Regions from separate parts of the Mus musculus genome. Here region 1 is linked to region 2. The links are chromatin loops, found by intact Hi-C in ENCODE. Cell type or tissue: left cerebral cortex. All regions are shown on one strand. Links, peaks and the distances in the headings refer to the core of each region. The heading gives the core; the rest is flanking DNA. Region 1 overlaps Fgd6 (FYVE, RhoGEF and PH domain containing 6). Region 2 overlaps Fgd6 (FYVE, RhoGEF and PH domain containing 6).

The links. Peaks named below come from ENCODE experiments on the same cell type or tissue, not always from the same donor. Only the 100,000 strongest peaks of a DNase experiment are listed, where the experiment ranks them.
Region 1: it touches region 2 in a loop (2.7-fold over the local background); 5 of 42 quality-filtered maps call a loop at or near these places.

The regions. Positions count from the first base shown.
Region 1 is chr10:94,102,183-94,118,265 of GRCm38, reverse strand. Fgd6 (FYVE, RhoGEF and PH domain containing 6) reads right to left here. Exons shown (of 21, transcript NM_053072.3): 7 at 14,868-15,024; 8 at 12,194-12,281. Among named protein-coding and RNA genes, the nearest start is that of Nr2c1, 38 kb to the left of the region's middle. In left cerebral cortex, for the core only: no CTCF peak of the experiment used is centred there; a DNase peak (open chromatin) is centred at 5,868; H3K27ac peaks cover 242 bases.
Region 2 is chr10:94,046,491-94,062,573 of GRCm38, reverse strand. The region is part of intron 2 of Fgd6 (FYVE, RhoGEF and PH domain containing 6); the gene reads right to left. Among named protein-coding and RNA genes, the nearest start is that of Fgd6, 19 kb to the right of the region's middle. In left cerebral cortex, for the core only: no CTCF peak of the experiment used is centred there; no DNase peak of the experiment used is centred there.

The DNA.
Region 1 (16,083 bases), core at 4,688-7,187, 60 kb before region 2:
TGGTTGCGTTTCAGGCCAGCCTAAGCAACAGAAGGAGAGGCTCTGTCTCAGTAAGACAAGACAAGTTATTTTCACATTGACTCTACTCAGAATACATTCCATACATAAGCCATGTTTGATGAATCAGAGCTTAGCAAGCCTATGACTAAAAATGCTAGGGTCAAGACCCTATACAATGCTTCATGCCTGTAACTCCAGCACTTGGGAGGCGGGTGAATTCAAGGCTAACCTCCAGAACAGTGAGACATTGTCTCAAAAGCAAACAAAACAAATGTTAGGGTGGCCAGGAATTCATCCTTTAAAAACAACAACAACCAGTTAGTTAGTTGTATCTGTGTGAGGCACATGCATGCCACGATGAACATATGCAGGTCAGAAGACAAATTATAAGGGCCAATCTCTCTTTCTAGTATGAAGTTTTGGAACTGAACTCAGGTCATAAGGACTGGCAGTAAGTACCTTTCCCTCTGAGGCATCCTGCCACCCCAAGTTTCCTTTTTAATAGATATTCCTAACATCCAAGTGACTTCCCTTAAGCTTGTAGTTAGCTGAAGAGTCTTGATAGGAAAGCTGATTGACCTAAATGCCAGGCTCATGGCAAGTTCCTCTTCAGTTCTTGCTCATCTACATAGAAATATATTCCTAGAGAAGGAATTGCTCGTTTACCCAAGGAAAGCTTCCTGGAAGGCGTGTATTAGGAGAACCTGAACTCAGCTTCATTCGCCAGAGCCTGGTAAGCATTTAGGTTGCCTTCCTCTGGTTGGCTGTTTGGTTCGGACTAGTTAGTGTTCAAACTAGGCTGCTGGCCTACCAGCGTGAAGTTTTACAAACAGTTGAGTACAGTCACTACACAGAACATATACTAAAGGTGCTGCTACCACAAGCTATTTTTTAATGATTTATTTTTATTTCACGTGCATTGGTGTTTTGCCTGTATGAGTGTCTCTGTGAGGGCCTGGGATCCCCTGGAGACACAACAGACAGTTGTGAGCTGCCGTGTGAGTGTTGGGGATTGAACACCCGTCCTCTGGAAGAGCAGCCAGTGCTCTTGACAGCTGAGCCATCCCTCCAGCCCCGCTTCAACAAGCTAGTCATCAAGGAAGGAATGCTGCTAAGCTGGCCTTCTGCCAATTAAAAAAAAAAAAGTGACATCGGTGTCTACAATTCGACTTTGTAACTAACCTGCCAATCCGTCTACGGTCCCTTCAACAGTTATGAATCAGTCGGGGCCTCGGCAGCAGCCAGCGGAGGATGACTACTGAGAGAGAGTGAGTCAGGCAGCACTGAAACCTCCAGCTGCCCGTGACTGGCTACAGCCAGGGTGAAACCAGGAAGGGAGACCAGACAGACAACCTGCATCCTCATGGCCATTAGTTACCATCTCCTAATTAGGGCCTGGCCCTGTGGAAACCTTCACAGGAATCACGGGGCAGGAGATGATCCAGCTGCCAGGTTAGGCCTGTACCATCATGAGTTTCCTGCCCCGGCCTAAACTAATTAAGTATAAAGAGTTGTTTTTAAAAAAAAAGAAAAAGGAAAAAAAGAAACTGTTGCAAACCCCCATGAGACTATTGGTGCTCTTTTAAATCAAAACTAGGAAAGAAGAAAACCAGGAGTGGTGGTGCCTGCCTGTGACCTCAGCACTTGGAAGATGAAGATCATAAGTTGGAGACCTCATATTAAAAGCAGGGAGGGAGGGGGGAGGGAGGGAGGGGGGTCAGTCAGAGAGAGGTGTTTGGGGAGACAGAAATGAGAATTACTGGTATATAGACATCACGAAATGCACCTTTAGGCCACCAGGTGGTGCCATTGATTAATTAACTCTTGAGCACCCTGTCCCTTATCAGGAGCGTGAAACCATTGAAACACACCACAGGCAACCCCGAGGGATAGGAGAGCTACCTTTCTACTCACACAAGGCCCAAGGATTTGGGGGTGGGGGTGGGGTGGGGGTCCTAAAACACTCCATCTTCTTGAAGGTCTACATTTTCTACACCAGAGCTTCTAGTAAGCCTCACCCACTCTTAATTATCATCAACCAACTAAAAATAGAAACTACTCAGAGGTTAACCCTCAGTAAGTGTCAGTCATTGGCAGTACTCTAGAACTTACTGCCTCCAAAGGGCCAGAGTCCCGGACTGTGCTGAAAGTGGTTGGTGGCAGAGCACAGGAAATGAACTCTGGAGGAGGGTTGTTCCAGAGTCAAATGTTTCAAACTGAAGGACAAGGCTCGCTGTGTTAGTTCAGATTTCTTCTTTCCTCTATAATCTGCGATGAGTTTTGTGACACATGAAAGAACTGCAGGATCATGAGAGAGGACATCTATTCATGCAATGAGCCTGGCTTTACAAAGTCTCCAAGTTAGAAACCAGCAACTTGAAATTACCCTGGCCCTCCAAAGATCATGTCGTCTGAAATACGAAACAGAGGTCCACACGTCAGCAGTTTGGGAGAGACTCCTGCCGTTCTTTCTAAGGAATCAGAGGCTGAGATGTTTACTGGCTTTGGAAAGCCATTTGGCAACTGTTCTGCTAAAGGAGCGGAGCAATCAAATGACTCCTGACAGCATTCTGCTCATGGCTAGACAAGTGCCCTGCTCAGCCATCATCAGAGAAGCTCTCTCCTGCAGGGGATGCAAGCTAATAAAGAGAGCCACTAGTGGATGATATGCAGAGGGAGGAGAGGGAGGGGAAGGGGAAGAGGAAGGGGAAAAGGGAGGTGGGGAGACCTTAGAATACTCAATCCTCAAGTAGGAGGTCTCCATCAAATCCCTCCCTTCAGGGCTCAGGGAACTCTATAAGAGCCAGTGCAGATGGAAGGCACCAAGAAAGAAGACCTCTAGACCCAACAGGACTGATGCACATAGGACCTCAGAGGCTGTGGCAGCACACACAGGGCCCTTGCACAGGGCTGACACAGACAGGGTCCTGGGTGCTGGGGGTGGTGGTGGTGGTGGTGGTGGTTACAAGCTCCTACCCCTAGCCCAGAAGCCCAGGTTATTATCTCCAACTGATAACGGCTCACAAAGGAAGGCACACAGACTTCACTTAAGGGGCTGCCCCATGCCAAAAACAAAATAAACTCAATGGTATTTTTGGAGACAATTTTCTTTCTCTGGGCATTTTTTTGTTTTAACCTGATAGGTCTTTTGCTTACATACTACAGTTTCTGACTTTGAGTTTTATGGTATGTGTGTTTGTGTGTGTTTCGTGCTTTTTCTTTCTTTTCTTTTTTTTCTTTTCTGTTTGTTTTGTTTTACTCTAGCTTGTTTTTTTGAAGAGAGAAAAGAAGGCATGAAGTTGGGTGGATGGGGAAGATCTGGGCTGAGATCAAGGAGGGGAAAGAGTCATCAGAATATATTGCATACATTTTTTTTTCTGTTAAAGAAATTCTTACTTCCCTGCTCTAGTAATGTCCAGCCAAGGAACAACCTTGTAGCTTTTTTTTTCCAGTTCACTTTTATTTATCTTTTTTGACCCATTCATATTTATGGTGTTGGAGATCAAACCTAGGCTTCACATGTGTTAAGCAAGCATTTGACTACTAAGTCCCTATAGCACTTCTGGATATGAACAAGAATGGGGGTGGCTAGTACTATAGTATATGACAGCAATCCAGCTACTTAGGAGACTGAGACAGGAGGATTACAAAATTGAGGGACAATAACAACACCCTGTCTAGGGTAGGGACCAACCAAATTAGACTGAAAAACAAATAAACAATACACTATATAAAATAGTGTGAAACCTACTTTAATAAAATGCATTATAAGAAATTTGGTGAGTTGAATAATGAAGAAAATTTAAACCTTGACCATCTCTCTAAAATAACATATACAATATTTTTTAAATAGGTTTTCATGCAGCCCAACTTGTCCTTGAACTCCTGATCAATAAAGCTTCCACAAATATAGGTGTGTGCTACGCAGATGGATAGTCTCTCTCTCTCTCCCCCTCTCTCTCTTTCTTTCTAAAAAAGACAGTGTCTTGCTATGGAGCACAGGCTGGCCCTGAGCTTTCAATCTTCCTGCCTCAGCTTCCTGAGTGCTGGGATTATAGCTATCACTTTCGGCATGAGCACAATTTTGGATTGTTTCCTTCTGGCTTTATAAATGCCTGGTGTGTCTTGGCAATCTATTGCCTGACAGTAGTCTTAAATCTATTGTCCAGGCACAGTAGATGCTATGAGCAGCATCTTATCTCACTCCTGAAAGTTAACAGATTTGGATAAAAGGTGTAATCGTTTTAATTCTAATGCAGATCACTGTCTTGATAATCTGTCCTTTTTTTCATATTTCAAATTGCTTTTGGGGGAAAATCACTATGAAAAATTAAGATTTTGAAAAGCAATCTCAAAAGGCTGGCCATAGACTTGGTTGACCTTGAACTCGTGACCTTCCCTCTCCCACCTCCCAGGTGCTGGTATTAGGAGAAAATGCACACACTTCTCTAAAGATGCTTCTAGCAACTTAGGACTTCTAGTCTGCTGTCCGCTACACGTCCAGTCCACTCCACACGGAAGAGCAGAACCAGCTCTGCCCCCATAACCATCAAACGTAGACGGTTTCTATTCAAATGCATTCCCAGTTATACTGAGCATACAGATCGGAGCCATCTTCAGCCTGGACTAATTCTGTGAATATGTACTAGGGAAAGTGTGTCCTTTGGGTGGACATTTAGGGAGAATCCCCTAATACCATAACTGGGAGTATGTATGATAAAATCAGCTGCATCATGGGAAGGCCCGTGCAAAGTAGAAATGTGGTTATTTAACTGGAATCTGTTTGTTAAAATAGGGGACCACCCAAACTATGTCCCTTAGTACTCAGGAATTCCTAGCCAACAGCCCAGGGCCCATGAGTACTCTCTTCTGCTACTGGGCTACTGAGCCAAGTTTCCTTGCTACTCTGAAATCTGTGGATGCTTATTTCAATCCTCGTGTAAGGCAAGATGCCAAGAACCTGGACACACTGGGCTCAGATAGTGGACACTGGTGACACCGTTACTGATTAAAAGGTACCATGACCCCTAACTCTAAATCACCCATTTTTCAAATGCCACTTCTAGTCTTTAAATATGTGGCCTAGGCCTGCCGTTATAAATGTGGCATTTGTAAACTAGAAAGGGAGCCTTTATTCTATTTTATTTTATTTTATTTCTCTTGAGACTCATGGCTTAGAATGCAAGAAACACCATTCACGAGTTAAAAAGGGCTCTTTTGTGGGTGATGGTGTTTCTTATTGAGATACAGGCTCAACCTGGACCTCAACTGAGTACCTTAATACAGGGCAGAGTCAAGGAAAAAAAACCAAAAAAACCTTTCTTATCTAGCCAAGAGTTGGACGACTTTGTCCTGAGAAGGCAGCTTCAAAGGACTCATGGCCCAACCTGAACCCACATTCATGCTGTGGTGAGATCTAATGGCACGTCTTAGGATGGGTAGACCCAGCCCCGCAGCCTTCTTACACTGGTGAGGCATGCCTAGAGTACCCTGGAGAAGAGTCACATGCAAAGGGAGCCTTCGAGAGATGACTCTGAGTTTTGAAGACTCCCTTTCTTACTGAGGGAGCAATCAAGGCTGTCTGTTGATCGATTGGGAATCTCAAGGGCACAGAAAGGGCCTCTGGCACATTTAAGCCACTCTGCAGTGTAAAGGAGCTCTTGTCCACGTGTGTCCCTACCATCCTACCAACAGAACAAAGTTAGACTTAGGGAGATGAGTGTACTTCACTATGCAGCAGCCAAGTGAAGAATAAAGCAAATCTAAGTGTCAGAATGAGCTCAAGTGTAGCTGAATTTCCATGGTTTCTCCAATTGGAACACTTCCTGTGAGCCCCCACTTCTGACAAAGACTGTGAGAGAGACTCTAGTGACATATTCTGCTCACTAAATCTCTGCCAAAACAAGTCCCAGAAACAGAGGCATTTGGCTCCTTCCAGGGAATCTGGGTCAAACTTGCACTAAGGATAGAAGAATAACTTTGTAGCGATCTCCACTGGTAGAACTTGGGTTTTCTGCAACCTTGAATGGACAAAACTGAGCAAACAAACCGGCAGACTAGATTTTCACTAACCTTTATTGTTTTGTTTCTATAAAACAGGGTCTCACTCTGTGCCTCTGGCTGTCCTGGAACTAGCAAAGCAGACCAGGCTAGCCTCAAACTCAAAGATCCACCTGCTTCTGCCTCCCAGGTGCTGGGATTAAAGGCGTGAACTATCTCACCCAGCTCCATGTTCATAAACCTTGAAATGAAATAAGAGTTTCTATCTACCAGGAATCGTGGTAGTAAATCCCAGAAGTATTAACAACCTTTGTGACTTTATCACCATGGAAATCCCAGATATTTTATGACGGCTTATGGTTGAGGCAGACAACACAGAATACTGCATACTCTTACTGGCACTGGCTCTAAATTACTCCATCTCCCATCAGATACTATTTAATTCAGTACTGAAGAAGCACACTTGGCTGGGAGGATGCAATGTTCAAGGTCATCCTTGCCTACATCGGGAATCTGAGGTTGCCTGGGCCACAGGACACCATGTCTCAAAACAACAACAAAACCAGAATAGGTCTGAGTATGCAGTCCAGGTGCTAGAGCATTTGCCTAGCAAGCACAAAGCCTTGAGTCCAAGGCCCAGTACTCCATGAACCAGGCAAGGCTGCATGCTGTAATCCTAGCTCTCCAATGGGGGATAAAAACTACAATTAAGAACGATTTACAACAGCCCTGGAGCTGGACTAACTTACACAAATACTGAATGGCACTATGCCCCTATCTCACGTGGATAGAAATGCCTCCATCAAAGCTCCTGGATGTGTGAGAAAGTAAATTCTTTAAGGTATGACCATCACTCTTAATATCAAGTTGTGACCTACAGAAAGTGTTGAAATGACCTAAACAATTAGAGAGAGAGAGAGAGAGAGAGAGAGAGAGTGTGTGTGTGTGTGTGTGTGTGTGCTCGTTCTGAGACAGGGTCTTACTAGGCAACCCTGACTGGCCTAGGAATTGCTATGTAGACATGCTGGCCGCTGGTGTTCCCTAGTGCTGTGATTAAAGGTATGGGCCAGTAAGCCCGATTCAAAATGACTCTTGATGCACAGAATTGCTTTGGTTTTAAAATAAGATACTTGCTACAGGGGTTTTCAATAAGGACTTTTACCTTTCTGAGTCTGCAGCTGAGCCTGCCTGTTTCTCACATGCACAGCCTCAGAACACTGTAACACATGTTTTTAATATCCCATTGCCTACCAACATGGAAAGTCTCGGATTTCTAAAACTAGAGGGAATTAATGTCATCTCAGACAAAGGCAAAGACTACAGGAAAGAGTAATAAAGCGAATCACTAGAACAACTTTAATATAGCACAAATATTTTGAACAAGATCAAAGAAATTACGATGAATCAAAGTTCAAAGGACGGCTGTTTCCCCATAACTGTGGAAGCGGAAAAGATTTCCAGAAACATTTTAAATTACATACTTTTCAATATCCTTTCTCCTCAGTGATCCTTCCTGATTCTATTTCCTTCAATGTAATAATGTTCCCCAAATTAAAAAAAAATGCCCTTATGGAGAAAAATTCTAATATAGAATATAGGTAGAGATAAAAAAAAAGTCCGAAAAAGTCTATGAGTCATTTTCAAACAACAGAAGATGAAAAGGGATTTGGCTTTTATATTACTTACATATTTTTATGAGCATAAAAGAGCCCTTCAAAGGAAAGAGGTGACCCTTCCAAAAATCACCGGTGGCAAGATGCACACACATTTTAGGGAGAGAAGAGGGGTGCAGTGGTAACCTAAGCAGCTGACACAGCCTCCGAGAGGACGGCCTGTGAGGCAAGGGCCATTACTGCGCCGTCTGTCCGTCCTCGGTGTCCAGGACAGGGCTGGCCCTAGGAGCACATGCTGAGGGAATGACTAATGGATGAGCGACCTGAGCCTGGGAGGACACACCTCAGCAAAGGGAAGAAAGATCTGCATGAGCTGGGGCTAGAAACCGAGCTCTCTAGACTGTGGATAAGTGTGGCTTGACTTTCCTGGTATGCAAGGAAGTGCTGGGGATGCAGCTAACTGTCTGAATACCGCTGAGCAGGCCTGGGTCTTAGGTGCAATTCCTACACAAACGTAAATAGGCAAATACATTAAGTAACAAGTAAGTCTATCATCACCATCTAATAATAAGCAGAATCAAAGTACATACACCTTTGGCAGGGAAATGAAGCAATGCTTTGCTGGGTTACACAGGGATTGATGATAGGTGGTATGGCCAGTATGAAGACATTTCTAGAGCATGCATGGAGTGGGTGGGTGGAGAAAACTGGCCTGGATCACAACAGGGGCAGGAACCGAAGGGAGAGGACAACCTGGAGATCCTAGCAGGGAGTAAGACTAGGAAGGGAGCTTAGTCCTTCTGGAAGGGCCAGAGTCATGGCAGTCTGCTTCCAATGTCCAACACTGTGCAGTGATCTATCCACCCGGCGCATTCGCGGTGCTCTTACAGGAGGATTCTGAACGTCAAGAAAAGGAGCGACTATTCGTTTCCTAAGCCTTTCAGTTGGTCAAGTCTTTGATATGGGTCAAGATCTGTGAGTCCCAGATAGCTTGTTCCTCGAAGAGATGAGAAAGAAGCAACTGACCCTGCGCCTGTGGCGGAGTCTGCTTTCTTCCTGCCTGCCTGCCTGCCGCTACATCATTTCCATCCTTTCCAACTCGAGAGGATCCGGTGTCCCACACGCTCAGGACAGGGCCTGACTGTGATGCATAAGCCTCCACCAGTCAACACAAGAGTGAAATGTAAAAGCACTGGGGATTCATAGGTAACTCACTCGCAGTGTATCCCTGAGTACTTCACACTGTATGCATCCTCGTAGAGCTTATTTTGAATTGATCTTAGGGAACCACTACCAAGAACGACTGGACTTATGTGAGCATTTATTTTAGCGTGCTGGAGGATACGAGTCATGGCCACGTGCTTTACAACTGGGGGTTCAACGAGGACTTCCACTAGGAATTTAGTTGGAATCTTTTACTCCAATGGAGAGAGAACTGAAGTTCTCCTATGGGTGAAAAACACTGAAAAACAAAACAAAACAAAACCCAGGATGGCTAAACAGCAGCAGAGACCACTGGCTGAGTGGATGCCGCCACTCACTATTCTCCTAGAGAAATATCACATCTTATCAGTCCTTTGTCTATGCATTTCTCAGACTCCCTGGGCCACGAAACTGAGACAAGTTCAAGTCTACTCACACTGACGCAGGCAGGAATCTTCCCCTACTCTGCCAAATACCTGATAATCAACGTCAGCGGCTGATTCAAATAAAGGCTTGTTCTTCCTTTCGTCTACTGTAAGGTTCCTACATTTGAAACCACAAGGCCTTGGGAGGATTAAGCCATTTGAACCTGGTTTTCCAAACATGGGACCCCAGTTAATAATTTAAACAGATGCAGACTTAAGACTTAACATCCAGACTGGAGAGATGGATGGTTCAGCAGTCAAGAGCCTGTGTTGCTTTTAGTGAGGACCCAGGTTCAATTCCCAGCTCTCTATGGTGGGCCTCAGCCACCTCTAAACTCCAGTTCCAGAGCATCTGATATACTCTTCTGACTTTGATGAGCGCCAAGCATGCATGATATATATATATATGCATACATACATACATATGCACATAATACATAAATACAAGAAGATTCCTACAAGTTCCAGGCACCTTAGGTTATATAATGCATTCTAGGCCAGCCTAGGCTCTTGTGTATAGACTATATCTATACTTTTTAAAAAATATATACCAAAATGAAAATAATTCCAAGAGACTAGTGTGTTAGGACAGATCTATAATTCTAGCACTTATTAGTCTGAAGAAGGAGGATTATAGTGAATCTGAAGCCAGTCTGGGCTACAATAGCAATTACCAAAGCAGCCAGAACTGCATGACAAAACCCTGCCTCAAACAACATTAAAATAAAATTTTAAGAACCCACCAACTCCTTGAAAGAAGAAAAACTTGAAAGTCCAATCTCACATGATGTTGGTATTATAAAACAACAACAAAAAGTCTGTTTGCTTTGATTACAGACACATGCCACTGTGCCCAATTTATCCAAGGCTTCAGGCCTACTAGGCAAGCACTTTACCAACTCAGCTGCACCTGTAGCCCCAAATCCATTTTCTTAAAAATAGATTTTGACTAATGGAAAGAAAGGTCATGAATTAGGAAGAGAGCAAGGAGGAGTATCTTGGAGGGTCTTGAGGGAGGAGAGAAAAAGGGGAAATGATATAATTACAATCTCAAAAATTAAAGAATTAAAACACACACACACACACTCACATACACCCATGTTTTAAAAAGCCAGGCGTGGTCTGGTGAGACATCTGAGCTGATACAAGCACTTGGTGCTAGCCCGAGGAGCTGACTTCAACCCACATGACCCACACGGCAAGGAGAAAATGGACTCTTGCAAGTTGTTCTCTACCATTCACACGTGTGTTACGGCACACATGCACATGCATACCTCACACAACACATGAACAAGTAAGTAAATGTACTAAAAAGAAATGCCAGGAATGGTGACGCTTGCCTGTAATCCCAGCATTCAAGAGGCTGAGGCGGAAGTATAAGTATTTTGAGGCAAACTTTGTTGTCTCCACAATGAAACTCGTCTTAAAAAGACGACACACATAGTTTTAAAAGCTTGTTTTTCTCATTTCTCCACCCAAAACAACTTAGCATTCAACCTAACTTAAACACAGGCAGCTTTTGAACTATGTAGACCAGCCACAGTACAGGGGAAAGAGATATCTTTTCCACTTTCATTTTCAGTAGCTGGATCCTTCCTTCTCACATCTGTAGCCACAGCTGTCTTTGGCACTAAACGCAACCCTCCTTCTGCTGCTGTGACAATGGCCAATGCTACTGAGTAGCTGGTTACGACAGAACATTAGATTTATCTAGCAGGAACACTGCGTGTCAGCACTTCCCCTTGTCCTGTAAATTAATAATCTCAGCCAGGAGCAGAGGAAGGCAGACGGGCAGGATTTCCTCAGACTATTTGTGCAGCTCTGTGTTATTCTAGAGTGAAATCAAGTGCCTGACTGACAGTTAGGAATTCAAACTGAGCTCTTGACACACCTGGGCTGGCAGGTCCCAGGTCAAAAGAATAGGACTTCCCATCTTATCACGACCAATCCAAGAAAACCTGTCACATCGGTTCAAGGGACCTGAGCAAAAGCTGCTTTTCCAGGGTTCACATATGCCTGCCTCTATTACTCTTGGTTTATGAGCACCTGACTAAGGAGACAGAATGCACATCATTTTTCCAAGGACAATAGTCACAGCCAAGTACCTCGCATTCTATTTACACCAAACCACACATATCTATTGAGCTGTAGTGGCATTTCAATGTTCTTAGCCACTTTGATACAAAGTATAATGCAAATATGTATATATAAAATTTCTCTCCCTCCTTCTCAATACACTTCAGCAAATATCAGTAGACCTAACAGAATGTATCAGATGGTAACTTTGGCACTGACATTATGTGTATTAGTTTCTGTTATGACATCAAACTACCTAATCTTTATAAGCCTAGTATCTTGTGTATATTATAACGGTAAGTTTTAAAGAGCCAGGGAATAAAAGTACCCAAATACATGTGTATTCATCCAAATCATACCTCATATTCCCTTGTAAACTCCCAAAAGTCCTTGCAAACGATAGTCAATATACCCAAATAATAACAGTAAGGTTACTGTCACGATTGCTAAGAATAACTAATATTATTAGAACTTACTATGCACAATGACTTATTCTAAGGATCATGCATATGATTTAGTTCATTAATCAATCCCCAGAACAACAGAGGAAAGTGTTAGGGTCACCAGGACAGTGCTGTACAAGCATACGGGAGGTGAGAAAAGACCTCCTTAGGATTTATAGCAGTACTGGAGTGAAACAACACAGGATGAGGGTTGATGTGGTGAGCCGATGCTCAGAGGGCGCATGCAACCTACATGCGTGCCCTGAGGCGAGTGTGGACACTGGGTAGTCAAAAAGCCAAAGTGATTCAGTTCCAGTGATGCGGCTCATCTACCAGGTAGCAGCGAGGGAAGACAAAGAGGGCACACTTAGGAAAGGTGTGCTCAGTAAGGGCACTCCGCGACACTTGGCTGGTAAGGTTTGGAGACCCCCACCTGTCAGTAGCAGCCTGTACTGAGGGATCCTCTGAACTGGCTTTAGCAGGTAGTGCTTCAGGGCCAGGTTGGCACATCGAGGGCTCATCTGAAGGGAAAAACAAGGCAGTCAAAGTAAGCTCATTGGTTTTTCAGAAGCGGAGAATCCAGCATGTAGGAAGAGAATCCAGAGACGCTTCCTTTTGTAAGATGCACAGCAAGGGAGACTGACTGGAACCATCAAACCCACCTCTCTCCACCGCTTGTGAGGCTGCTGCCCCTGAGAGCACTGACTCACATCCATCCCACAGAGCGTGGTACCCACGCGTGCAGTCCCTAATGGGGCTGTCCTAGCTTCCACTCAAGGGACATCTGTCAGTTCAATCCTAAACAAAAAGGGAACGCACAACCTCTAAAATAAGGAAGCAGATCTAAAACTATGAGTGGTTACATTCAAACGATAGTCAGAGCCCTGTGGTCAATATACTAAACACGTCGAAACAACTGGGAGTGCTGCAGAAATTACAGCTCAGAGCAGCCTCACTAAGTGCCCCTTCTCTTAGGAGAACGAAGAATGTAAAGATCTTGTTGGACGAGTAGTCCTGTAAGACAGGCAGGTCAGAATGAATACACCTGACTATAGTATCTTCCTCGGGTGTGTGCATGTGCTGGGCACACAACCCAGGGCATGGCAAGTGCCAAGCACACGAGCTGCTCCCGAGGTGTATCATGAGCCTTCGGACATTCTGACTTGACCAATAAGCCATGTGATTCTCCTTAAAACGGTTTTCCTTGATATGGAGAAAAACAGTTATCTCAGTCTATTCCTGAACTCCGTTCAGTCCAGGAGTTCACTGCGTGGTAGAATCAAGATGAGCATGCGCATGTGCCCTTGCACTGCCTATGAGACAGACCCTTCTACGCAGCTCAGGCTGGCCCCAAGCTCTATGCTCCTGTCTCTACTCTCTGGGTGCTAGGATTATAGGATGTACTGTGATACCCAGTGATGCCTCCTTTTATGGATGGCATGGAGGGGGGAGAGGGAGGGGAGGAGAGGGAGGGGGAGGGGAAGAACAGGAAAGACTGCAAATTATTTTCAAAGCATAAAGTTGCCTCTTGCACAAAGCAGTATAAAGCAAAAATCAGCAACACTATAATATTTTTTGAAACCTTTCATTCCCTATTTTGTGAGGCTAGAATTTACTGACCATTTTAGTTAAAGAAATAAATACTAAAATATAGTAACCCGAATTGATAAGAGTAAAAATTAAACTAATTGTTTTTTGAAAAGTATGCAATGCCCGTGCTCAGGAGGTAGAGGCAGGTGGGCCAGGGAGCAAATACAGCCCTGACTGCAAACCACGACCAGAGGCAAGTCTGGGTTACAGTGTACGATATCATCATCATGTCATGCTAACAAGTTTCCACCTCCAAACTTTCAGTCACAACACAAAGCTTTAGCTGGCACATAAAATAAAGCAGAGGCAAAGATTTTAACTTTGAGGCTAAAACTATTTATTTACTTATCTAACAAAAATTATGTTCCTTTCCACTATTGTACGTGAAGCTGTCGGACAAATGGAAGAAAATGTTAGTTTGGAAATAGGAAAGGATCCTTCGTATTCAAGTGCATCAAGGCAGGAGGCAGAGTCGGGGTGGCCAGTCAGGGTGGAAGAGAAGGACAAGCTAATCTTTAATGGCCATGGAATGTCAATTTTGCGAGACCGTGCGGGTTTTAGAAAGATAGTTGCACAATCCTGTCCACATATTCCACTCGACAGAGTGGCTAAGATGGTAAGTATGTATGATTTTTACCACAGGCTTAAAGAGCTAAGATTATCTGTTGACTCCTTAGTTTACTTAGTATGTGTGTGCGCACATGTGTGTAGGTGTTTGGTGCACATGTGCCCCAGCATGCGTGCTGAGGTCAGGGGACAGCTTTCAAGAGTCAGTTCTCTCCTTCCACACGTGGGATCCCAGACGTGGCAGCAAGCGCCTTCATGCTCCGAGCTAGCTTGTTAGCCCTCTTTTGGTTTCTGAGACAGGGGTTTGTGTTATCCATGCTGACAGGAATTCAATATGTTCCTCAGGAGGAGCTAAATTCCTTCTTTCTGCCTCGGCTTCTCATGTCCTGGGAGCACAGGCCTGGGCTACCACAGCTGGCTGATGGGAGCTGAAAGCCAGGATTTCCAGGCCACTGTGGTTATACAGTGAAACCTTGTTTTAAACAAACTAACTAGCTAACTACCTCTAACCAAAATATTGTTTACCCAATTTAAACAGTACAATATGCAATAATAGATCTTCAGAACTGAATCTTGGACTACTTGAATTTTAACTGGTTTATTGGATCAATTAATCCCTAAGATTTTGAAGAGATTATTATTATTATCATTCATTCGTTCATTCATTTATTTACCTATTTGTTTGTTCGTTTGTTTGTTTGAGATAGAGTTTCTCTGTCCTGGAATTCACTCTGTAGACAAGGCTAGCGTCTAACACAGAGATCTGCCTGCCTCTGCCTCCCAACTGCTCAGAGTAAAAGCGTGCGTGTGCCACCACTGCCTGGCGAAGGAGATTATATTTTACCTTTTTACTCAAACGTTTTGTTTTCAATGACCATAAAAGACTAAGGCATAAAAAAAAAAAAAGAAAGAAAAAAGAAAAAAGTTGAAAATTATACGATAGCAAATACCTCGAATTCTCTGACAACTGCAGCAAATCCTGGATTTTTCTTGCACTGCTCATCCAGCAAAGCTACGTTCTTATCAAATTCTTTGATGTATGTGGAATACATTTTTAAGTATGGCCCCTTCTTTACAAAGATATCAGCAATTCTTTGTTGTTCTGTCCTATGGATAGAGGAGACACAAAAACACAAATGCAGTCATTAATGTGTCTGAGGCACAGCTAAGTCACAAGCTCCTCTTGTTTTTCCCTCTTCTTCAAGACCTATCCAAGCCGGGCAGTGTGGCGTACACCTTTAATCCTAGCACTTGGGAGGCAGAGGCAGGCGAATTTCTGAGTTCGAGGCCAGCCTGGTCTACAGAGTGAGTTGTAGGACAGCCAAGGCTACACAGAGAAACCCTCTTGAAAATGCCAAAAAAACAAAACAAAACAAAACAAAACAAAACAAAAAACAAACTATCCAAGATGGCTGCTCTTCATCATTGGCCCTGCCATGAACCCATCTTGTCCAGACTGTCAGTTCTGACTGGTCTTCCTGTTTCCATTTTTGTCCTCTTGATTCTGTTCTTCAGGGCAGCAAGAGCCTAAAAAATGCACATCCTATTGTGTTATTTCCAATAATGGCTTGTTTTCCCTGTGTGTGTCTGTATGTGTGTGTGTGTGTGTGTGTGTGTGTGTGTGTGTGTGTGTGTGTGTGTGTGTGTGTATCTGTGTATACAGATGGTCTTACTAAGCTACCCGGACACATGATCTGCCTGTTTCAGCCTCTCTCCTGCTATGCATCCCATGCACACAAGGGCTACTACGCTTCCCTGCCTGTCTGACCCAGGCCATGATTCTCTTCCCCCTTTCTTGTTCTGCAGAACTTCTTTGTGTTCTTTAAACACGCCGGAGTCCATTCCCATATCGTGGCCTTTGACTAAGCCCCACTAGAATCTGTGTTCCAAGAAAGTGAGACCTTTGTATATTATGTGTACTATGTGATACACTTGTCATATGTAGATAGCCAACCAGCACAGTAGATAGTCAAATGCTGGAAAATGAAATGGCTGTTAGGCATGGTGGCTCACTCCTATAATTCTGGTACTCGGAAGGGTGAGACAGGTGGATCACTCTGAGTTCAAGATCAGATTATACTACATAATGGTTCCCAAGCCAGGGCAGCTACAAATTGAGGCACTTAAAAAAAATCAATATAATAACTTATTTAAAAAAAAATCAGC
Region 2 (16,083 bases), core at 8,806-11,305:
TCAGGCTTTGAGTTGGACACAGACCTAGGCAGAGGAAGATGGGGCTCTGATCTTGCTAAGTCAGCCTGTCTCTCTTTCCCTGTTCATCAAACAATAGACTCCCAGAGATAGTGTGACGCCTCCTAAACTTTCCATTAGTGCTAAAACTTTCCATAGTGAAGAGAAAAACAAACCAACAGTCAAACAAAAACAATTAAAGAAAAGAAGGGGAAATGAAGAGAATCTTTACCTTTTGTTTTATAAATTTTAAAAGTTCTATATAATTTTTACAATTAAACTAATACAGAGTTTTAGTGTCCCCATTCTTCCTGCCAAGTTTACTAGTCTCAATTACTTTAAATATTTCTCATTAACATTTTCTTTTTAAATATTTGTTAAGGAAAGATCAAAGGCAGAACAGATTGAAGACAGGTATTCCCATTTGATCTCCCTTATAAACGAGAAGAAAAAAAAAAACCCAACCAACCAATCAGACCATGTTGCCATGGTCTGATAAAGCCACAGCAATAGTTTTTTCTGCATAGTGACAGTCTCTAAAGGAACTCTTCTAGTACCCTAGATCTCTTCTATCTCAGACAAGAGCAAGGATCAACTCTTTGTATTCTGCAAGGTAAATGGAAGGAAGAAGAAATGCTTGCAGTAGAGCATCAGACGATATGGTAACATAGAAACAGCACCAGCTCCTTCAGGCTGAATTCCTAAACACAGGGTTGACTGATGGCGTCCACCTGGGGGGCTCCAGCAGCGTAGCCAACAGAAATCCTTATTGGGACAAGATTTCAGCAGCGGGCACGCGGAGGACAAATGCACTCGGAGAGTGCTGACGACAGGTTCACAAAACACTTCCTTTTTGAACAGGCTCTGTAAGAATGAGTGTTTAGAGAACTGCTACCTTGTTCGCCTGCTTCCTGATAGGTCTTACTAGATGGCACAGATTGCCTCCACGTGTGACAACACCCACCTGGCTTAGCACTCTACAGGTTATCAACCCAATACAGTGACACACAAAAAAGCAGCTGAGATCTCTTCTTAGACTCTTATTGTGTGAAAGAATTAACAGTTAACCAGGGAACGACTACACATCAAAGCACAACTAAAAAATAAAAAATTCTAGCATCAGACAAGCTTATTTTTTTAATATTTAGATTCTGTCCTATTAAAAGATTGTATGTATGTCAATGAGTTCAAATCCATTTCTTTGAGTCTCAGAAAGCTTTTGCCCTTCTGCATTTTCTTTTATGTTCTTCACTAAACATCAGGGCCAATTTTCTTTGCACACTGCCTATTTGAAAGGGGAGAGGAGGACGTCTTCTTAGGCAGCCTCAGCTTCCCTGGAACCCATGATCCTCCCACCTGCGCCTCTTGCTCTACTTTGCAACGCATTTTTATGAAAGAAAAATTTTTCATGTGTTTTTGAAACAGGGTCTTTAGCGAAGGCTGGTTGAGAACTTACTCTGCAGCCCAAGAACTAGAAAGAACACCCAAGGTTTTAAGAGGAAAGTTGTTGCAATGGTTCTTTTAGTTGTTACCTTGACACAATCTAGAATCACTAGAAAAAGAGCCTTAAGAAGGAATGTCTACATCAGGCTATGAGCACTTTTGTTGGGGGTCGTCTTAATTATCTTAATTGATGTGGGAGGGCCCAGCCTAAAAGTGGGCAGGACCGTTCCCTGAGTTTGGTTCCTAAACTATATAAATATGGAAAGAAAGCTGAATACAAGCATGCAGCACATTCATTGCTTTACTCTTGATTACACTATATATATATCCATATGATTGCCCTGGCTTCCCTCTGTAATGAAATGGGACCTGAGGGTTACACAGTTGAGTAAGCCCTTTCCTCCCTTTCCTACATTGCTTTTGGACATCATGCATTATCACAACAACAGAAAAGAAAGGAGCGCAAGGGCTACATGAGGCAATGTTAAAACTGTTCCTCTGGCGTGGGAATTTAGATCAAGATGGCTTCCTTCTGGGGTGCTGGGGAAGAAAAATAGTGGGGTGTGCGAACCCAGTAGCTTCTTGTTTAACCACCCCACAGTACAGTCAGATGTTCCTTATGAACTAGCTCACTCTCTTCGCCACAGGAACACACTTTTAGCTGACAGCAGTAATTCTCCCAATCGATGTAACTGCCTTCCAAAATTAACAGATGTTTCCTGTGCATTCTGGAAGCCAGGTCGGTGGGACACTTAGTGTACTCAAAACTGCGGCTAGACTCTGACCTCACACAAATAAAACAGTGTTTAACATCACTACTGTTTGCACAGACGTAATCACCTCACGTGTGCCAGTACCAGCTGGGGCGACTGGGCACAGGTGCTTGTAATGTCTCAGTGTTGATTCTCCCATATTTGTGGCTGGAGAGGGGGATCAATGAAGCATACAAAAGAACGGTAAGTTAGTGCTGTGTAACCGTTAAACACCTCGGAACAGGGCATCGTGCACTGCTTAGTATATAGTAAAAGTACAGTAAACACTATGCTAAACAATATGCTACAAGAGAGGGCAAAGACACAGAGAGACAAGGATGTATGGCCACATCCTTTCCTTCAATTAGTACTCACTAAGTGTCTCCTATCTGCCAAGACCCATTCCAACCACTAGTGATAGAGCGCACCTCCCAAGGTCACGAAAGCCATGCTCTACAAGAGACACAGTCATGCACAGATAAAGCCCGGATAGGAATGGGAAATGGCAGAAAGAAAAAAAACCGAAACTGGCGAGATGGATAGAAAGAAAAAGTATGTGTAGGAGTGTATCTGTTCCTCTTCCTGGGTCAGAAGAGGAAGGCCCAAGGGTGTGAGTCAGTGAGCGGAGCGCTTGCCTGGCAGGCACGAGGCCCTGGGTTTACCATGCAGCACTGGACAAAACTGGGTGTGGTAGCCCAGCCCTGTCACTGCAGGTCTTGGGAGGTGAAGGTAAGAGAAGCTCAGGCTGAAGTCATCCTCTGGCAAGTAAGGCTGGGGCCAACCTAGTCTACATGATATCCTGTCTAATAAGAAATGGCAGAGTAAGCCCCAGTGTATACTAAAGGCTGGCACTGAGTGAAGCCTAGAAGGGTAGGAAATAATGTCTGGGTAAGGAGTTTATTGGGCAGTGTAACAAGGCTGTAAAGCCTTACAAAGGGAACTGGCATGGTCAGTAGGAGGAGGTAATAAGATCAGAAGCCTGAAAGGCTGACAGTGGCCAGGCACAAAAGGTCTTAAATACTTGCGGTGCCAATGAGGTTTAATAACAGAATAAGCCTTAAAAAGCATGATGGGCTGAGCTGGATAGATAATGTGATCCCAACACTCAGTAGGCCGGGGCCTGAGCTCCATAAACTAATCATAGAAATCATTTCCTCAAAAATAATAACACGTATAACAAACCAACCCCTCTCAACACATACACACACACACACACACACACACACACGGGGGGGTGGGGACAGGCGTGGGGGGGGCAGAGGACAGCTTGGGATATACCTTAATGGTCAGCATCTGTTTAGCATAAGTGAGGCCTGGGGTTTTTACCCCAGCACCACAAAAAGAAAAAAAAGAAAAAAAAAGAAAAAAAAAAAGAAAGAAAGAAGAAAAAAAGTGACTTCATCTAACTGTACATACAGATGACAAAGTAGTCAGCATCATTAGCCATCAAATTAAAAGTGCGATAGGAGATCATTACACACATATCATACTCTTAAAAACTACAAGTCAGGAACAGTCACCTACTATTGGCCAACATGCCAAGACACTCGACCCCGGCCCTCCTCTCACCCCATTCACAGCGTGCTGCTGGCAACGGAACATGGTGCCCTTACTCTGGAAAAGAGCCAGATGAATTTCTCGGTCTGCAAGATGGCTCAGATAGTAAAGAGCTTGCTGCTTGTCTAATGACATGAGTTCAATCCCTGGATCTCATGTAAGATGGAAGGAGAAAGACCAATCACAAAGTTGTCTTCTGCCCTCCACACGCACACAACGTGACATGTATACACACACACACACACACACACACACACACACACACAGTCAACAGGCCACTGCGAAACTACTGTCATATATACACAATAATGAATAATAAAATTTCAAAAGGGGCTTGATAATTTCTTTCTTTTTTTTTTTTTTGGTTTTTCGAAACAGGGTTTCTCTGTGTAGCCCTGGCTGTCCTGGAATTCACTCTGTAGACCAGGCTGTCCTCGAATTCAGAAATCCGCCTGCCTCTGCCTCCCAAGTGCTGGGATTAAAGGCGTGCGCCACCAACGCCCGGCAGCTTGATAATTTCTTATAAAACTAAATATTAACTAAGTAAATGTACTGTTAGGGCTTTATCCAAGGGAATGAAAAAGTGTATCATCACAAAATGCTGACCCCAAAGAAATGTCCTGTACAGCTTTGTTTGTAAGGGCCAGACAGCAAAACCGGCCTGTGTATCACCTGACTTAGCTACTACTCGGTGACAGTAGTTTCGAAGTGGCCTGTTGACATATACAAGTTGGATGGACCTCCAGAGAGCCATGGTGAATGACAACAGCCGTGTCCTGCATAGCTGCATTTTATATACATGGGGGAGCTGAATGAAATGTATTCAATGGATTAGCTGTGGCCAGGGATTAGGGAGAGAGGTGACAGAGGAGTGAGTGGCTTTAAAAAGGCAAGGACAGAATCTGAGAAAACCTAAACCTCCATGAATTTTACCAAAGTCACTTCCTGGTTGTGATACTTTTTCCACGAGGTTTATAAAATGTTACCACTTAAGTGTGGTAAGGGACCACACTTAAGTATGCTTAGTTTTTCTCTCTCTCTTCTCCCCCTCTTTCTATTATCTCTTTGTTTCATTTGAATCTATAATTGTATCAATAAAAACATCCATGAACAACAATAAACCATTTCCAGAAGCTAAGAGCTGCCTAGAGCATGGATATAACAGGAGGTGACTCTACACTTCTTCATCTCCCAGGGTTGGTTGGTTGGTTTGTTTGTTTGTTTGTTTTTGAGAAAGGGTCCGACTCCAAAACCTTGGCTGGACTAGAACTCAAGATGTAGAGCAAGCTGGCCTCAAACTCACAAAGACTTGCTGGCCTCTGCCTCTCAAGGGCCAGAATTAAAGGGCTGGCTTAATGAGCTTCCACTAAAATAAAAAATGAACCAGATGCAGTGATTAATTGAGTTTTACATACAGAGCTCCTGGCCAGCCAGGGGTACATATATAGCAAGACCAGGTCTCAAAAAAAAAAAAGGTAAACAATGCATTTTACTATCAATTTCATTTATAAGCTACTATAAGAGTCCAACAAATAAAATCTAAAAATCCAATTGACTCTGAAGGATCCAATTAGCTAAGTAAGGGAGATCACCTGAGTTAAAATGTCACAATGGTTCCGTGAAAAGCAGAGACCTCTGAAAACAACAGTCTTTAGGCAGGCATCTCTAGCCATCCAGGCCTGCCTGCAGGTGAAGGACATCAGAGCTCATTAGGCTCTTCCAAAGGCCAGAACCGCAGCTCAGCACTGTCCCCTTTCCACCCTGCCTTAACCCATGAAATGTGGGAGAACAAGGAAGGCAGGAAGTGAGTTACACAAGGCGGTGACACGGCACACACATGTGTCTACACCAGCAGACTAAACACCGCAGGGCCCCCGCCCCCTGCTTGTACACTCTTCCACAGGAAGCATCCCGACCACCAGCCTAACAAACGTGGGCATTTCTACGTAGGTTTTAATTTGGCTTAAATTGAGAAAAACATTACAAATCCATTGAAAGTCTGAATTACAGGGTATTTTAACTGAAATACAGTTTGAGTACTTCCATGAATCTGTATCTACCTAATTGCAGACAGTCTTATCCAGCTTACTTTAGAGAAACCTGTTACAACTAGCTCAGTAATTAAAGTATGCAAATAGTGTAAAAATACCCAGAGGTAATTTAAATGTGATTTATGGCACGGATTTGCTTGAGATGAGACAGGCTGTGGTTACTTGCGCCTAGGCAGGATGAACTGTGCCAAATGAAAAGGTACAATGGAATAGGCGATGAATGAACACACGTGCACACTTACACACACACACACACACTCACACAATCACGTGTATCACAAACATGTGTGCACCACAGACATGCATACTCACAAGCACATGTACACACACACACTCTCATGAGCGAGCACGCTCGCAAACACACATACGTGCGCACACTCTCACGTGCGTGCATGTTCTCACACACATTCACATGCACACACAATTGCACATGCATAAACACACATGCACACAAACATGCGCATGTGTGCACTCAACGCATGCACACACCAAAGAGCTACATCAGTTTCTACCTGATATGCCAAAGGGAGAGAAAGAAAGGAAAACAAACCAAATAGGCCATGAAGTGGCATCTCTGTCAACAGCAGGCGCAGCAAACCTATGACAGGTCAAGGTTAGTGACTGACCTACTTAGCAGCCGTAGCAATGAGTTGAGGAACAGCTCTGAATCTATCCTTACTGAACACACACCTGCATCCAGGGTCCAGGTCTTAACCTTCAAATGACCCAGAATATCCAGAAAGTCTACTTCTTAAAAACAAAAAAAAAAGAGCTCGCACTCACTGTCTGCCTCTCTGGGAGAAATATGCTACCATTTATGTAAGCCCATTTTTTCCCACTAAGATACTAATGCTAACGCTCCATATAGCTACAGATAACAGCTGCAGGTGCTAGCATATGCCTATCATCCCATCGCCTGGAAGGCTGAGGCAGGAGAGTCAAAGGTTTGAGGCCAGTCTGTTCTCATCTCAAAAAAGACGAGGTGATATTATCTTATTAGATAAGGTATTTTCGTCTTACAAAATGATGTCCTCTGGGGAAATCTATAAATAGTGATTAACTTTATTAAATAATCAGAGAACTCTAGAGGTCAGGGAAAAAGTGCCTGACAGCATGAATGAGGAACAGAAAACAACAGATTAAAACAGCAAGTCTCGTGTAAGTCATAAATGTAAGTCGCACATAATGCTCTCTGTGAATAACAGAAAACGTACTTGACCTGCTTAGAGTGGCGGCTACCACTGAACAGACCAAATGAAAAACACCGTGTAATTCCGTCTCCAGAGCTTGAAGCACCTCTTGCCTGGCCATAAATCCTGCAATCACTGAGCTCTTCTTGCTTGAAAAAAAAATCTAGGCATTATCAATAGATTTTAAACAGGAATGCTTTTCCCTCTGGATTAAAAAAAAAAAAAAAAAAAAAAAAAAAGGTTCCTAGTCCTCTACCAGTACTAAGCATAATAAAATATCAAAACCACGGCTCACAGTGAAGAATAACATGAAGAGGCTATGATTTGAGTCAGTTGGTCCCAGGATCAGAACTCTCAGTTCAATAGTTGGTTATCTATCTACTGTCGGCATGTCCTTGAAACGGCAAGCTCCATCTGACAGAATAATAGGAACTAAGTCATACATGTGATCGCTCCTAGTATCAGAAACGATAGTGGCGACTCTGGTCACACACCAACCCTGTGGTCTCTGATGTCAAGAGCACTTCTAGAGCTTGGGACTCCCTGGTTCTGACTTCTGGTAGGGCAGAAGAAGCACTGGATTGAAGGAGTCAGGTAGTACAGGGAAAGAACGTGTTGTTAACATATAAGAGCAGCCGGAATTTTTACATTTTTGAGCCAGGCTCGGTAGTATGCTGAGGCTGAGGCTGAGGCAGGAGGATGACTTGAACCTAGGAGTTTCAGCCGGAGCAACATAGTAACACACCCTCTAACTCACATTCCAAACTGCATGCTGGAAAAAGAGCCTGCTTAACTCAAACATTCTCCTCCCTAGTCCACTTTCAACACCCAGGCCACATAACCGTGTGTTCTGGTGCAGGTGTGAGCCCTCCGCATCTTTCCCTGTGTTCTGGTGCAGGTGTGAGCCCTCCGCATCTTTCCCTGTGTTCTGGTGCAGGTGTGAGCCCTCCGCATCTTTCCCTGTGTTCTGGTGCAGGTGTGAGCCCTCCGCATCTCTCACAGCAGAACTGAGGGTGATGCAAGTCGGTCTGAATCTTCCCACCTCTGCGACGGGACTGAGCTTTCTAAGTCCTCTGACTTTCCCTAGAATGCTTCCACCAGCGTAAGGAGGAGGAAGTCTCCGAGCTCCAGGCTGGAGCCCCGGTCTTACAATATCTCATCTTCCTGGTAGAGGAAAGTCCATGAGTCTTGCTAAGATTTTGATTTCATTAAGGAATAAAGAAGCTTTGTAGCGACTCCCTTAGTTGTAAAATGCAGTAAGTCTATGAGTATATTTAGCCTAGACCTACTAAAAGGGACAATTAATTTATTTTAAGCTACTTGATTTAAGGGGGGATACTGCTTAATAGTTTACCCCAAAACTCCTGACTGACAGACTAAGATATCAAAAACTTTCAGGCACCAAGTAAAGCCTATCTGAATTTGTAAGCAAGCTCATCTCCCCTCCCTCCTGTCCCTCCCACGGCCTGATCTGAGAGGCTGAATATACTGCCCTTTATCCTCTTCCTTAGACTCGTGGGATAAGAGGCTAAAAGGCTTCTGACTAAAATCAAAAGCTCTCTACTTCTGACTGCTAACATCCAAAGACCAGGAGAAAGGCAGGGGTGGAGGCACAGAGCATCCTTCCCTGTACCGTCCCTGGCCTTGGATTTACAGCTGCCAAACCATCCAGAACGACTCTGCAGATTCAGAAATCTATTCTTTATGTTTCAAATGATACCAGCATCTGTCCCGGTGTGAACACCTATATAAATATTATCAAGAGGCTGACGCTGACAAAATAAGCGATCTAACCAAAACACACAAAGTTTTCAACTGAATCCACATGAGCCAAGAGTTGAACAAGCACAGTCAGCCACACCAAGTTGGATGTAAAAAAGACTAAATACACTTGTCTTTCTTTGTATTTTAATCCAAACATTCAGGGGAAACTGTCTTTCTTTGTTTGGTGCTTATGATTTAACTTTTCCTGTAGCAGAAACCAAAATACTCCATCGCTGGGAGATTCTTGAAGACTTGGGCTGCAGCCCCTCGTGCAGCTCACTCCTCCCTTCCACACAACCTCTTGAACAACATGAGTCAACTTTACTCTAGAAGTGGATATAATGACACTCCAACTTATCCTCACGCAGAGCCAAGGAGAATCCGTATAAACAAAAAATTCTGAGAAGCTGGGAAAGGTAACTGCAAGAGACAGCTACTCTTCCTAGACATCACATCGAGGCACTTGACGCCACTGACAATCTCAAGGGCCCTGCTTCTTCCTGCAACTTCTGTGACAGATTATCTTTGACAATGTCAAAACTACTTACAAATACTGTTTTTCCTACAGATCCACAAACAAAATGACCAGAGGCAGATCACACCACTGAAGTGATTTCTCCCTACCACCAAGAAAACAATAGGCAGTCCTTCCTTTCTTCTTTCTGTCTGTCTATTACTCCCTTTTGAAACAGGATCTCACTTATAGCCCAGGCTGGTCTTGAACTTAGCTCCTTGCCTCCATCAGCCAAGTGCTCTGACCACAGGTATATGCCACAATGGCCAGCTTTGAGTTTACCCACAATGGCCAGCTTTGAGCTTCCCTTTCAATTCAGCATTTCCTTCAACTGTCTGTGACTCTTCTTAGCTTTCCCAAACCAAAATGTGCTATGATACAAACTTTTCTGTACCTAAAATTTAGTCTTAAAAAAAAAAGTCTTTTGAAGTAGAGTATCATGTAGCCCAGGCTAGCCTGGAACTTGTTATATAACTGAAGATGATTTTGAACTTCTGATCAGTTCCTACTCTACCTCAGGAGTGCTGGAATTACAGCCACGATCACCATGCCTTTTTTTATGCAGTGCTGGGGATAGAACCCAGGGCCTATGCTAAGTAAACACTTTACCACTGAACTATGTCTCCAGCCCGACTTTTATAAATTTCTTAAATCCAGGCACTGTGGAACACACGTGTAATCCCAGTACAGGGGAAACTGAGGCAGGAAGATTAAGATTAAGTCTGGGCTATCACACTGGAGTACTGGGCCAGACAGAGCTACAAGGGCAAGACCCTGCTCAACTGTACTTCCCACTGAAAAAGGCATTAAAATGGGCTAACGTAGACATCACACTTGTTTAACCCAAGAAGGCTTCCTCTAACAAACGCACCTCTGTGGTCCCAGGGAAAAGATGACAACGTTTAAGGACTGTCTGGAGAACACAGAAAGCTCACTGAAGTCATGCGCAAGCATAGTTGTTCCTTACAAATTCCGGAAAGGGGAAAATGCCCGTTCCCTTCTGAACAAACAGGACCCTGGATCTGGAATTCCCCTGAGCGACCCGGGGACCTCCAGGCTAAGCTCAACCTTCCCCACTTCTTGCCAGGTAATCATTTCCTCAACACAAAAACCTACCTCGGGATCTAGGTTTCACAAAGTTAGACTGGCCGCGTCAATACAGCAGAAACTACTTCAGTCCTGGGTAAATGTTCCCAAAATAAACTAGTGGAGAAGGGCAGATGTGCCACTGACCACATTTCTTTGCCCCCAAGCACTGCAATTCCTCAACTCCTTTTTTTTTTTTTTTTTTTTTTTTTTTGACAGGACCTCATGTAGCCCAGGCTTGATTCTGAGCTAAGAATGACTCAGATTTCAAGGTTCCTCTGCCTCTACTTCCCAAGTACTGGAATTGCAGGAACACCAGGCTTGCACACGGAATCCTTTTAAGGCCCGATAGGTAAAGATAAGCAGACAACTGATCAACCTGTGAATGACCCGAATCTATTAAGACATTTGCAACTCACACTGGATTTTCAGAGTAGGAAAAATGGAGTAGGAGTTAGGTTCCTAGGCTAATGTTAGACAATACAAGAGATCTGGGAGCAGGCTGGAGAGACGGCTCAGCAGGTAAGAGCACTGGTAACTCTTTTTTTGTTTTCTTTTTTTTTTTTTTTTTTGAGACAGGGTTTCTCTATGTAGCCTTGGCTGTCCTGGAACTCACTCTGTAGAGGCTGGCCTCGAACTCAGAAATCTGCCTGCCTCTATCTCACAAGTGCTGGGATTAAAGGCATGAGCCACCATGCCCCACAAGCACTGTTTACTCTTACAGAGCCCAGGCTCAATCCACACGACTCATACGGTGGCTTATGACCATCTGTAACTCCGCTTCCAGATCTGATACCCTTTTCTGACTTCCATGGGTACCAGGAACGCACATGGTGTACCTACATTCATAGAGGCAAAACATCCATAAAATAAATTTAAATTTTTATGTGTATGATAAGTTATACACATAAAAATTTAAATTTAAAAATTAAAGTTAAGAAAGGCATGATAGGAAAATAAATGTGTAATTAGAAAGAAATGCAATGGGAGGTGACAGAAATTATGCCTGTGGCATTAATAAACTGAGAAATCACACCCTTGACTCTTGGGTACCCATATATTCAAGGTAGAAAAGGCTAACATGTGTCGTTATTGGCAAACTAATAAAGGCGGCACTGTAATTTCTGAGCTAAATGATACGTTTTCTGCTGAGTTAGTTTAGGGTTTTTTTCTTAATGTATGCATTTGTATGACTGCATGCCACACATGTACAGAGACACACACAGGCCATAATAAGGTCAGCCATCCCTGGATCAGGAGTTACAGGCAGCCGTGAGCCATCTGGCATAGGTACTATTCAACTGGACTCTGGCACCTCTGAGAAGTGAGTACTCTCAATGACTGAGCCTTCCCTCTACCTCCCAGGGGCTCAGTTCTTAATTGGAAAACATAAAGAGCTGGAGGAGTTGGTGGGTAATGCTTGCCACACAAGCTGGAGGTCCTGAGTTCAAATCCCTAGAACTGACATAAAACTGACACGGTATTGCGCGCATCTCATCTATAATCCCATAGGTAGAAGCAGAGACAGGAGGAGCCCTGGAACCCTGCAGGCCTGCCAGCCTGGTACAGTGAAAAGTCAAGAGACCCTGTCTCAGAAGGTAGAAAGTGAAAACTGACACCAGAGGTTGTCCTCTGACCTCTCCATGTATACATACAGTAGTGTTCTCATACACTTGTACCAGGTGAACAACACACACACACTCACACACTCACACATGTGCATGAGGGTTTGCTTAAATCTCTGGCTCACACGTTTCTAAAAGGGTTTGATGATGCTGCACACCTGTGATTTCAGAGCTTAAGAGGTTGATCTGGGAGGATCTTTGGTTCGAGGCCAGCCTGGGCTACATCATGAGATTCTGCCTCAAACAAAGTCTAAGGCACCCAACTACCTGAAAGCAGGTATTTGATAAAACACTGATCTATCTGCTGACAGAAAACAAACAAACAATGAGATACGCCTGGATAAGATTGTACAAGTCACTAACTCCTAATGTCTAAAAGGAGAGTGTCACTGGGAATGAAATCCAACTCTTCTACCAGTGTCAAATATAAGGCAAGTATGCAATCAAAGAGGTTTGCCAAAACTGTGTGACCATGACACACAGAGTTAAAGAGGCATACAAAGTTTTGATATTTCCTGAATCTAAAAATAACTCACAGGAAAGGGCCACTGGTGAAATATTATGCGTCCCTCCCCCCACCTTCTAGTTGTTTATGATCTTATCTGTGATATGACAACATAAAAACTGGTCGTTAGTGCAATTAATTTATCGTTGATTTTGTTCACTGTTTAATCACATTACTAAAATCTAACAATACCACCAGATGGTAAACACAGTCAGATGCCTGCTAGGCCAGGTCTGCCAATTTACAGGACAGACGCCCTGTGCAGCTACTGCAGTGTATTAAGCCCAGCTCCATGTTTAACGTGGAGAGAAACAACCAGCCTGAAATAGTAACCAGTCCTCATCACGGCTCAAGTTATATAGATTAGTGAGAAAAAAAATTATTCTGATGTCTATTTGCTTTATTTTTTTCATTCTGTTTCTGGAAGACTTAAGAGATAAATACAAACTTATTGAGGCTGAGACATCTGGGCAGGTTCAAGGAACGATTCATATTTCTAATCCTACTTCTGTCTGGGTCTTTCAACGGGCTTCTCCCTCCAGAGTGCCACTCACACGTCCTTTCCGTGGTTATAAAAGCAGGACCCTTCAGCTCCCGAAAGCCAAGTCTCATCCTGTCTACTTTAAAAGAAAACTGCTGGCTCCAGTATCAGCACATCTGTCTCTGTTTGCTTTTGTCATACTGAGTGCCGGACCTCGGACACCAGGTAAGCACTGAGTCACTGAACTGCACCACAGCCCGGAGTGATCCGCAATGGCCTGTCCGGCAGTACAACAGTAACAAAAAACACCATGTGCTGTAATGGTCTGTTGCCCCACTGGGGGAGGGAGGGAGTCCTTGCCAGTAAACACTCAATGCACACATGCTTGCTATCCATGGGGGTGGGGGTGGGGTGGGGCGCATTGGAGGATTTATGAGATTACTTAGAAAAATCCAACGGCCATAATTTTCTAAGTGTCTATGAGAATAAACCAAGACGTCACAAGAAAAATCAGGAACGTTTCCAGGCAAAGCTCCCCCCACCCCCCGAATCAAGAAATCTGCTTCAGTTTCAAAGGGGGAAACGTCAGGATTTGAATGCTGTTGGCTCTGCTGGTTGTTCTACAGGTAGGTAACATCAATGACCTAAATCCTAGAATCTTCCCTATGACTCCCCAAGCTTCCTGGATAGAAGCGGCAGCTGGAAAGCCACCATCTGTACCCTGTGAAACAGGGATGTATGTTGCCTGCTATGGTTATAAATATATATGTTTCAGGGTTGTGATGTCTGTGACACTCTGGGAAAGAGGTCTTACCCCAGCCCTGAATAGTGACCCAATTATAACCCTAACAGCCCAGCAATAGGAACGAGTATTTGCATTCAAAGAGTTTAAATACTAGCAAGACAGCTATGGCCATGGTGCCGTCCACAAAGGTTCCAGGGCCCCAATGGTCCAACATGGTGTTTTGGCAGGAAGGCAATCTTTCTTTTTAAAGTAGACAAGATCAGACTTGGCTTTCAGGAGCTGATGGACTCTGTTTTTATAACCATAAAACAGGCATGTTAAGTTGCAAGGTTTGAGGCCAGCCTGTGCTCTAAAGACTTCTAGGTTATCCTGGTCTAAAAATCCCATCTCAAAAGAAAAATTAAACAAACAAAACCAACTGCCCCCGAACACTGGAACATTCCAGAGTGACTCACATCCTACTTCCAAAGAAATTACTTCTAAGACACAAGAGCAGTAGGCGAGTGGTGACACACGTGGCTTATGTTTCTGTATCCAGAGGGCCTCTTCCTCCCTCCCGTACCTTCAGAGCCCCCTCTTCATTCATCCTTCCAATGCTGTGGCTTCCCACTACCTTCTCTGTACCCTCCGTCTCTAGTTACCACTCACTCACTCCTGCCTGAGCTCAGAAAAGCTCTGTTTACAGAAACGGTAGGGAGAAGAGAAGGGATAGACATTAGAAGACAGGAGGAAGTAAAGAAACCCTTTGCTTACTAAACAGCCACCCCACCCTTCCCTCCTTATCACTCACTGGGCTCTAACACTAGCCCTGGCAGCAAGCTCGGCCAGGCCCCCTAATTTCCTCCTTCCACAAACCCTGCTGAGTTGACAGCTATCCCTGAGATAACAGGCGCTCAACCCCACCCCAGTCACAGCTTGCAGCTCACAGATCACACAGAAAAAGTAACAGAAGTTCACCTGGGCCTGGCAGGGGTGGCCACGCCTTGAATCCCAGCACTGGGGACGCAGAAGCAGGCAGGTTCTGTGAGTTCTAGGCCAGCCTGGTCTACACAGTCAGGACTACACAGAGAAACCCTGTCTGGAAAAACAAACAAAACAACAACAAAACCCAAAACCCTGACCTCCATTTCCGCCATTATTCTTTGGGGAAAACGATGAGTTACAGTTGTGAATTTTAGATTATAACGCTAATCAGAATTTGGGCAGCCTATTATTTAAATATTTCCTGATAAATGACAAATAGATTATAGACCTGTAAATATTCCGATTTAAAGACGAAGGCTGGGATAACTCCGAATTGGTCAAACAGTTTTACTTATCCAGAATTTGGCAGCTTAAGTATCCAGACCCCAAGGCTAACCCACTAACACTCTAACCCAGAGCTCCAGAGAGGGCCCGGATTCCCTTCCCTGAGGGCTGAGATACTGCACAACACTTTCCTGATGACTCTCTGAGAGAACCTGAACATGCTAGGCAAGTAAGTACTAGACTGTTCAACTACACCCCAGCCAGCATCCTGCATTTTGAAGGACTTATTCCAAGTCACAGGTCTCCACTTTCAGCAAACAGACCCTCCTATGGGGTTTGCACTGGACTCTTCTCGGGTCTGTCTCTCATTTACCTCACTTCCTCTTCCTAGGATCCTCCCCAGGAAGGCCTGCATTCTGCTTTCACTGACTAGTCAACTATAAAAGAAGCATTCTCTCAGGCTTTAGTTGATGGCTGAAAGCTTTGGATTCAACTGGCACATTTTAGGTCTCTCAAAGCCCATTGAGGACTCCCTGTTCATGGCTTAAACAGAACCTCTCTGTGGCAGTTGCCCACCCTCCACCAGGCTGAACTCACACAGGGCAGGAACCCGAAGGCAGGAGCTGGTGCAGAGGCCATGGAGGGTGCTGCTTACTGGCTTGCTTCCCCTGGCTTGCTCAGCTTGCTTTCTTATAGAACCCAGGACCACCAGCTTAGGGATGGCACCACCCACAATGGACTCTCCCATCCTTGACCACTAATTGAGAAAATGCCTTACACCTGGATCTCATGGAGGCATTTCCACAGGGGAGGCTCCTTTCTCTGTGATAACTCCAGCTTGTGTCAAGTTGACACACAAAACTAGCCAATACACTTGACTCCTGTGCCATTCCACACCTAGTAGACTCCTTGTTCGGCCTTATATAGAATACAAAGAGAGAACCAGAACTCTTGAGGACACTTAAAACTGAACGTCATGCAGCCACTGTTAAAGTGTTCATGCTCCAATAAATAACTCCCCATTCCCTCACACCCATGCAAACAACCGTAATTACATTTAGTCGGGCACATGAAAACGAAGTCCCCACAAGCCAAAAGGACATGAGAATAGGGAGGGGTGAACTT